Linked DNA regions of Homo sapiens: region 1 is linked to region 2. Evidence: read pairs that join two places in POLR2A ChIA-PET (ENCODE). Cell type or tissue: PC-9. All regions are shown on one strand. Region 1 overlaps CLASP1 (cytoplasmic linker associated protein 1). Region 2 overlaps CLASP1 (cytoplasmic linker associated protein 1).

Region 1 (5,000 bases), 80 kb after region 2:
GCCTCTGGGGAAGTGTCAGTCACGTGATTAGCTTGGCCTGTGTTGGGACTGTCATTGGGACTCAAAAAGATGTGTGCATATAACATTTTAAATTTAGAAGAGACATGAAAAATAATTTAGAACAACTTCATTTTACAGATGGAGGAACTGAAGCCTGGAAAGGACAGCTGACCTCCTTTCCAGATTCTGAAAGAATAAAATCGAAAGCAGGAGAGGGTTCTCTGTACCAGGCCACATCATTGAAAGACAAAACCTGAACAATAATAAAACCCCAGAGGACAAAAGCCAAGCTTAAGTGAAATTTGCCTGTTGTGCTTCTGTGCTTATGTTTGATCTCCTAGTAAATAATTGAAGAGTTTGAGGTAGTTCCCCAGTGGAAAGGTTTCTAGAATAGAGATTTGTCTGAAAATGTTCAGAAGAGCTGTTCAGTATTCTACTCAGTTGATTTTATGGAGGGAGTCATAGGACTCTCAGTGTTGGAGTAACTAGTTGTGTTGTAGCCTGTCATGGCTTTGGAGTGATTTGTTCTTTGCTGGATGACTAGATAAATCAGTAAAGACAGAATTCAGGAAAAGGGATGAGAGATGGAATGGGGAGGAGACTCAGATTTAAAGAATGCCTTGTGCTAGGCCACGTGCTGAGCATTTTCTATAAGTCAGTTCCCCAAGTCCTCTGAAGAACTCAAATCCTTCAGCACATGTTTGTTCCGCACAGGTTAGCAGTGGTCACAGGCAGGCCCTGAGGGTGGACTGCCTGCCCAGGTTCCTGTGCTGTGGCTGGCGCTGGGCTTTGCTCAGAGGAGTCAAGGAGAAGTCACTTGGCCCCAGCTCTAAGAAGACTTGCTGTCCAGGACAAAGATTGTCAAGCTGTTTCTCTAAGGTTCATAGTGAGAAATCCGTTTTATGTTGCAACCTGTAGGAACACATTAGTCCCACAGTCAGAAGTAAAACATTTCATCTCAAGAAAAACCACAGAAGACAAAGAATACTTGTCTAACATTAAGCCCTAACATAATGTAGTTTTGAGCCCCTTTCTTGTAAATTGCCAGATTCCCTAATGAAAACAGCTTTACCTCTGATTTTTGCAATCCTGATGCCTGCAGACATGTAATAACCCTTGTAGATAAGCCACTCAAAGGTAGGAAACTGATGATTTTCTTCAAGGGAGAATAGTGAGTGTATCAACTCTAACTTTGGCATTTCCTTTCCCCTTTAAATACTTGCACCATCCTTTATTTAGAGAGCCCAGTATTTCAGAAGGCCTGACTCACTTGCCCTTATCTCCATCTAAATCAAGGTTTCCAACCCCTGGCTCAGAAGCCCAGGACAGTTTTGAATGTGGTCCTACACAAATTCACAAACTTTGTTAAAACATTATGAAATTTTTTTGCAATTTTTTTTTAAGCTCATCAGCTGTCATTAGTGTTAGTGTATTTTATGTGTGGCCCAAGACATTTCTTCTTCCAGTGGGGCCTAGGGAAACCAAAAGATTGGATACTTTTGATCTAAATATTTGTCTTATTGTTCCATTTTGTCTCTAGTTTTTCTAATAGTGATCGTATGAGATCAGTGCACTGCAAGCTACTCTTTTTTAGTCACTGCAGTATTTAAGGTAAGAGAAAAGAAAGCTTTAAGATAGATTTTACAGTAGTAATTCTTTGCCTAGAATAATAGTCATGAGTCTTAATCCTGGTTCCCAGGTAGTTAAGGAGATATAGTTTCTAAAGATCAAACCTATAGTATACCTTTATTATTACTTTTTCAACTTTGTATTATGAAAATTGCAAAACATTGGGCTGCGTGTGGTGGCTCATGCCTGTAATCCCAGCACTTTGGGAGGCCGAGGTGGTTGGATCACCTGAGGCCAGGAGTTCGAGACCAACCTGGCCAACATGGCAAAACCCTGTCTCTGCTAAAAATACAAAAATTAGCTGGGCATGGTGGCCCATGCCTGTAATCCCAGCTACTCGGGAGGCTGAGGCAGGAAAATCACTTGAACCCAGGAGGCAGAGGTTGCAGTGAGCCAGGATCGTGCCATTGCACTCCAGCCTGGGCTCCGTCTCAAAACACAAAAAACAAACAAACAAAAAAAACAAAAATTAGCCAGTTGTGGTGGCAGGCTCCTGTAATCCTGGCTACTTGGGAGGCTGATGCAGGAGAATTGCTTGAACCTGGGAGGCAGAGGTTGTGGTGAGCTGAGATCGCGCCACTGCACTCTAGCTTGGGCGAAAACAAAAAGAAAATTGTGAAACGTACACAAAAGTAGAGAGAATGTTTTAATGAATCCATGCACCCAGCATTTAACTTCAAGGATTGTCAGTAACTTGCTGTTCTTGAAATGCCTGGTACTGATGTGATACCCCTTATTCCTAGAGGTGGAAATAACCGTGGAGCAGAGGGATGTTCTTGGATGTGGATTCATTCTCCACTTTGCAGAGAAAACCTAGACAGAAGACTGTCTTCCATTCCTTCCTGGCAGGCAGCTTCTGAGGGGATATGTGTGTTTAAAACTTAAAATGTTAAAAATTGTTTTAATTGTGGCTTTCTTAAATTTCGAATTTATGTGTATCTGTTGTGAAAATTCCTTAATACACACATGTGAAGCCCAAGGTGAAAATCCTATTCCCCAGCATACAAACACATTGCTCACAAACATTGCATGTAAGTTTTTAAGGAAATGCAGTCATACTATTCTGCATACTGTTCTGCAGCTTGCTGTTTTTAAAAACTTCATAACACAGACATCTTCCCATGTTAAATATACATGTAGGTCTAAATTATTCTTTCCTGTAGCTGCACTGTATTCTGTAGTATTCAAGTATAGTATGTTAAGTTTTTTCATTATCATTAAATTTTTTTTTTTTACTTTGAAGTGATTTAAGAGTTCCCATGTACATTTCACCCAGCTTCCCTTAGTGTGAGCTTCTTACAGTGCCATGGTACATTTATCAAAACTTAAGAAATACAAGGGACTTGGTACAACACTATTAATCAAACTACAGGTTTTATTTGGATTTCATCAGTGTTTCCACTAATGTCTTTTTTCTTTTCTTGGATCCAGTCCAGGATACCACATTTCATTAGCCATTGTAATGATGATGATGATAATGATGATGATGATAATTATTAAGGTACTAAAATATAATTTATATATCATGAGTTATAAAATTCACCATTTTATAGTTTACAATTAAGTGGTTTTTTTGTATATTCAGAGTTGTATGCTCATCACCACTGTCTAGTGTTTGAAGATTTTCATTGTATTAAAAGGGAACTCTATACCCATCAGCAGTTACTCCCCATCCTCTCTGTCCAAAGCTTCTGGCAACCAACTAATCAACTTGCTGTCTTTGGATTTTTTTTTTCTGTCTCTATTCCAGATATTTCATAAACTAGAATCATGCGATATGTGGTCTTTGGTATCTGACTTCTTCCATTTGTATCATAATGTTTTCAAGGTTTACCCACGTTGTAGCATGAATTCAGTACTTAATTTCTTTTTATTGCCAAATAATATTCCATTATGTAGGTATACCACATTTTGTCAGTTGTTGGATATTATGTTGTTTTCACTTTTTGACTATTATGAATAATACTGTTATGAATATTCATGTTTTTGTGTGGATGTAGATTTTTAAATCTCTTGGGTATATACCTAGGAGCTGAATGTATGAGACATATGGTAATTTTATGTTAAACATTTTGGGGAACTGCTAGATTGTTTTCCAGAGTGGCTACATTATTTTATAATCCCACCAATAATGTTTGAGGATTTCAGTTTCTCCATGTCCTTACCAAAAATTGTCATGGTCTGTATTGCTGTAGCCATCTTGGGTTTCTAAAGATTGAGCATTCTGCTGGGTTTGTCATGAGCCATGTTGTTTGCACATCTCATGAGGTGTGGTCCACACCTTCTTTCCCTCCATCACAGTGCCGTGGCTCTAAAAGTTTTCTGTGTGAATTCAGACAGGGGATGGCTTTCAGGTACTCTGTGCAGTTAACCGGGGTCTGCTGACAGGTGCAGTTCGGTGGATTGATTGTTCATAAAATATTCTTAAGGTTCCCAGGCCAGGTTGAAAGCTTCAGTTTGCAAGGTCATTCTTATGAAACATTCTGAACAGAACCATGAGAGAATCTGGCTCGCTCTGAAATTCTTTGTGATTTGGAGTCTGAGGCACTTGGGAATATATCACCTTAACTGTCACTTTCCCCCAATTGGCAGCAAGAGTGTATTAGTCCATTTTCTTTTGTTTATAACAGAATACCTGAAACTGGATAAATTATTGTAAAAAGGAATTTTTTTCTTATAGGCGTGAGGGCCAAGAAGTCCAGAGTCAAAGGGCCACCTCTGGTGAGAGCCTTCTAGCTGGTGGGCATTTTCTGCAGAGTCCCGAGGTGGTGCGGGTTATTACATGGTGAGGGGCTGTGAGTGCTTTAGCTCAGGTTTCTCTTCCTCTTCTTATAAAGCCACTAGTTCCACTCCCGTGATAACCCATTAATTCATTCATCCATTCGTGAAGACAGAGCCCTCATGACACAGTCCCTTCTTTAAAAGCCTCGCCTTTCAGTACTGCAGCATTGTAGATTAAATTTATAACGTGAAATTTGGGGGGGCACATTCAAACCATAGCAGAGATGCTTCCTAGGATGCCTGGAGGATTTCTTTTTTTCTGTTGCTTTCCCATTTTCAATCTGGGTGATGCTGCTTTCATTTTAGATTAGTGGTTTCTATGAGGGACAGGCCAGTCCATTGGGCTACGGGAAGAACATTATAGCTCCTTGTTAATATTTATTTTTCACCTTATTCTTTGAAGTTATTCTGTTTTACATATGCTTTATAACTAAATTTACATAACAATAGATTGTATGATTTATAAGTAAATACACATAATAGGTGTTCTTTTTTTTTTTTTTTCTTTTTGAGACGGAGTCTCACTCTGTCACCCAGGCTGGAGTGCAGTGGTGCAATCTCGGCTCACTGCAACCTCAGCCTCCTGGGTT
Region 2 (5,000 bases):
TCTTTTGGGGAAAGAAATCTAGAACTGGCCTTGTGGCCATCTGATAGCATGGTGCGTTTAGGTGAGCCTGTCTTCATTCAGGATAGCTGAGGTCAGTGTAGGACTTTCCCTCACTACTGTCCAATTAACTCTCCAGGCAGAATCAGTTAAATATATTTATAGTCTTACTGCAATAATGTAGCAATAATATGGAAAGTTGAGAGACCAGTGGAGGAAAACCACATCAAACCATTTCAACATGAGCTATTACTTCCCGATATATCACTCTTTGAGACTGTCCATGTGTCCATTCTTTTTGTAAGTAATTTTAGGTCTTGCATGTTTTATGGATGGTTTTCTTATAATTACATAGTATATGTAATTTTAAGTTTTAATAGCTTTGTCATTTTGCTTAATATGGCAAATTTTGGTAAACTGTTTGAGATTTTTTTTGGGACAGGGTCTCACTCTGACGCCCAGGCTGGAGTGAAGTGGCGCAATCTCAGCTTACTGCAACCTCCGCCTCCCGGATTCAAGCGATTCTTCTGCCTCAGCCTCCCATGTAGCTGAGATTACAGGTGTGCGCCACCACGCCCGGCTCATTCTTGTATTTTTAGTAGTTACAGAGTTTCACCATGTTGGCCAGGCTGGTCTCGAACTCCTGACCTCAAGTGATCCACCTGCCTCAGCCTCCCAAATGCTGGGATTACAGGTGTGAACCACTGCACCTGGCCTGAGAGTTTTGACAGGAAGATTTTCTTTTTTCTTTTTTTTTTTTTTTTTAGCAAAAAGATACCTGCTCTGTCACCCAGGGTGGAGTGTGGTGGTATGATCATGGCTTACTGCAGCCTTGACCTTCCACCTCAGCCTCCTGAGTAGCTGGGATTAGCCAGGTGTGCGCCACCACCCTTGCTAATTTTTGTATTTTTTGTAGAGACAGGGTCCCACTATGTTGCCCAGGCTGGTCTCAAACTCCTGGACTCAAGCAATCCTCCTGCCTCACCCTCCCAAAGTGCTGGGATTATAGGCGTGAGCCACTGTGTCTGAGTAGTTATCTTTTTTTTTTTATTATATGTAATCCAATAGTGATTATCTTTTTTGTATAGTTTCTTTTGTGTTATTCCCTTAGGATAAATTCAAATAAGTGGGATTATTGAATTTAAGGGTATGAGCTTTTTTTGGTTTGTTTTTAAAGAGGCAGGGTCTTACTATGTTGCCTAGGCTACTCGAACTCCTGGGCTCAGTGATCCTCCCACCTCAGCCTCCTGAGTAGCTGGGACTGTAGGTGCACACCAGCACATCCAGCCTCATATTTATGACTTTTAATATGTATTGCCACTAGCTAACCAAAAATTCGTACCATTTAGTAATTTTCCCAGCAATCTAAGAATGTGTTAGTTTCACAAAAATGTTACCAACTTCTGGTGAATATAATTTAAGTATATTTTTTGCTATTATATGAGGTGTAGCTGGTACATTATTTTTATTTTTCATTACTTTTTGTGTTTATTTTAAAAAAGAATAAGCAATCATGAGGGCCTTCAGTATGATGAAACTGTATGAAACTCACATTGGGTATTACATGCAGGTGGTCTCTGTTACTTCCTTGGTTTCCAATCCTGTCTGGCATGACCAAAACTATTCCATTTCTAGATGGGCATAGAGGAAAATGCAGCCTTTGCTTTGTGGGACAGATTGTTGTAGTTGTCCACATCAGAATGTGATCTTTTTACATTTTTGTGGCCTACCTTCTAGTGTTTCTTTAAACAGTTGTGTGCTAGGCTCCTGTGTAAAATATTTAGTAATCAGAATATCTGTGGGTGTGGGCGATACCTGTTTTTTTTTTTTTTTTAACAGGTTCCCCAAGTGCTTCTGGGGCTACACAAGTTTGAGAGCAGCCTCTGGGGACTACCTTTTAGCGAATTTTCTTCATAGACTGTGTCTTTCCTGTGGGTAGAGGCAGACTCTGTTACGAACAGTAGCCCGGACATGCTAACAGAGGCCTGTTGTATAGAGAAAATGAATTGTGTAGCAGTGCCTTCCTAAATGAAGAGTAGCTGGGTTCGTTCTTGGAACAATAAGCCAGTCTTTCCTAAGAGACTTGAACTGCATAAAAACAGCTCCTTCTCTGATGTTTTTCTGTGGTGCTGGTGGCTGTTTTATTTAAGTTCTGGTAAGTCATAGTGTTCTCCCAGCCCAGGCCATATCCTGCTCAGCCTTTGGTTAGCTGAAAGGTAGCACATAGACCTATTGTCACACTAGCAATTACCATGAGATAGAACACTCACCATTTGCCAGGCAGTTGGATGGGTGCTAGAGGTATACTTCTGCCAATTCTTACAGTAACATTTAAAGGCAGGTGCTATTGTCATTTTATAATGAGAGAAAGCAGAGACTTGGAGAAGTTGAATAATTTGTTAATTGTCACACACCTGCAGAATAGCAGAATTTGGCTTTTAAAATCTTCAGCATGCTTTTCATTTATCCCATTTTTTTTTTTTCCAGCTCAGGTTGTTCTTCCTTCATGAAGGTCAGTGGGCTGCCTTGGGGAAAGGTATGCTGCCACTATCTGGCAGCATCTGGAAACCACTCACTAGTCAGGAGGGATGTAGAGATGCAGACTTCCCACTAGGGTTTCCACGAGGATTAGATCAGGTGACTGTACAGTCCTTTTTAGATTTGAGCTCCTGATATGAAATCTAACCTTAGACAATCCAGATAACTGAAGACCTGATAAAGTTTTTTTTTCTTTCAAGTGTTTTATTGTAGTAAAATATACATAACATAAAATTGTCCATTTAAACCATTTTTTTGTATTATACTTTAAGTTCTAGGGTACATGTGCACAACGTGCAGGCTCGTTACATAGTTATACATGTGCAATGCTGGCCCGCTGCACCCATCAGCCTGTCATTTACATTAGGTATTTCTCCCAATGCTATTCCTCCCCCGGCCCCCCACCCCATGGCAGACCCTAGTGTGTGACGTTCCCCACCCTGTGTCCAAGTGTTCTCATTGTTCAGTTCCTATCTGTGAGTGAGAACATGTGGTGTTTGGTTTTTTGTCCTTGCGATAGTTTGCTCAGAATGATGGTTTCCAGCTTCATCCGTGTCCCTACAAAGGACATGAACTCATCCTTTTTTATGGCTGCATAGTATTCCATGGTATATATGTGCCACATTTTCTTAATCCAGTCTATCATTGTTGGACATTTGGGTTGGTTCCAAGTCTTTGTTGTTGTGAATTGTGCCCCAGTAAACATACGTGTGCATGTGTCTTTATAGTAGCGTGATTTATAATCCTTTTTTTTTTTTTTTTTTTGAGATGGAGTTTCCCTCTTGTTGCCCAGGCTGAAGTGCCATGGTGCAATCTTGGCTTACTGCAACCTCTGCCTCCTGCGTTCAAGTGACTCTTCTGCCTCAGCCTCCGGAGTAGCTGAGATTACAGGCATGCGCCACCATGCCTGGCTAATTTTGTATTTTTAGTAGAGACAGGGTTTCTCCATGTTGGCCGGGCTGGTCTTGAACTCCCAACCTCAGGTGATCTGCCTGCCTTGTTCCCCTCCCAGAGTGCTGGGATTACAGGTGTGAGCCACTGTGCCTGGCCTAAACCATTATTAAGTATGCAATTAAGTGGCATTAATTACATTAATGCTATTGTGCCACCATTGCCATAATCTGTTTCCAAATCTTTTCCATCATCCCAAATAGAAACTCTGTAGCCATTAAGCAATAACTCCCCATTCCTCTGTCTCCCAGCACCTGGTAACCTCTGATCTACTTTCTGACTCAATGGATTTGCCTATTCTGGATATTTCATATAAATGGAATCATACAATATTTTCCTTTTGTGACTGGCTTATTTCATTTGCACAGTGTTTTTTTGTTTTTGTTTGTTTGTTTTTTTTTGAGACAGAGTCTCGCTCTGTCGCCCAGGCTGGAGTGCAGTGTCGCAATCTTGGCTCACTGCAAGCTCTGCCTCCCGGGTTCACGCCATTCTCCTGCCTCAGCCTCCCGAGTAGCTGGGACTACAGGCACCCACCACCAAGCCCGGCTAATTTTTTTGTATTTTTAGTAGAGACAGGGTTTCACTGTGTTAACCAGGATGGTCTCAATCTTCTGACCTTGTGATCCGCCTACCTCAGCCTCCCAAAGTGCTGGGATTACAGGCGTGAGCCACCGCACCTGGCCCCATTTGCGCAGTGTACTCCATTGTTGGCTGGGCACAGTGGCTCATGCCTGTAATCCCAGCATTTGGGGAGGCCAAGGCGGGTGGATCACCTGAGGTCAGGAGTTCAAGACCAGCCTGACCAACATGGTGAAACCCTGTCTCTACTAAATATACAAAAAATTAGCTGGGTGTGGTGGTGTGTGCCTGTAATCTCAGCTACTTGGGAGGCTGAGGCAGGAGAATTGCTTGATCCTGGGAGGCGGAGGTTGCAGTGAGCCGAGATCATGCCACTGCACTCCAGCCTCGGCAAAAAGAGCAAAACTCTGTCTCAAAAAAAAAAAAAATAAAAAAGAACACCATTCTTTTTTTATTGCTGAGTAATGTTCTATTGTATGGATATACCACATTTTGTTTATCCATTAATTTGTTGGTGGACGTTGGCTTGTTTCTGCTCTTTGGCTATTGTGAATAATGGTGCAGTGAACACTATTGTACAATATCTGTTTGAATCTCTGTTTTCATTTCTTTTGGGTATATACCTTGGAGTGGAATTGTTGCGTCATTTGGGTGATTCTATGTTGTAACTTTCTGGAACAATTGCTGAACTGTTTTTCACAGTGGCTGTACCATTTTACATTCTGACTAGCAATGTACAAGGGTTCCAGTTTCTCCACATTCTCACCAACACATGTCATTTTCTGTGTTTTTTTTTAATTTTTATTTTTATTATAACCATTCTATAATATAAGTAGTATCTTAATTTGGTTTTGATTTTAATTTTCCTAATGACTAAGTTGTTAGGCATCTTTTCATGTGTTTATCGGTCATTTGTATGTCTTCTTTGGAGAAAT

Evidence for each region. ChIA-PET counts read pairs that join two places held together with the same protein. Peaks named below come from ENCODE experiments on the same cell type or tissue, not always from the same donor. Only the 100,000 strongest peaks of a DNase experiment are listed, where the experiment ranks them.
Region 1: POLR2A ChIA-PET joins it to region 2 with 13 read pairs; 14 of 35 experiments call an interaction of 5 or more read pairs at or near these places.

What each region holds. Positions count from the first base shown.
Region 1 is chr2:121,558,000-121,562,999 of GRCh38, reverse strand. All of the region lies in intron 2 of CLASP1 (cytoplasmic linker associated protein 1), which reads left to right. Among named protein-coding and RNA genes, the nearest start is that of RNU4ATAC, 30 kb to the right of the region's middle. RefSeq lists an enhancer at 4,303-4,352. In PC-9, no CTCF peak of the experiment used is centred here; no DNase peak of the experiment used is centred here.
Region 2 is chr2:121,638,164-121,643,163 of GRCh38, reverse strand. All of the region lies in intron 1 of CLASP1 (cytoplasmic linker associated protein 1), which reads left to right. Among named protein-coding and RNA genes, the nearest start is that of CLASP1, 8.8 kb to the left of the region's middle. In PC-9, no CTCF peak of the experiment used is centred here; no DNase peak of the experiment used is centred here; H3K27ac peaks cover 1,078 bases.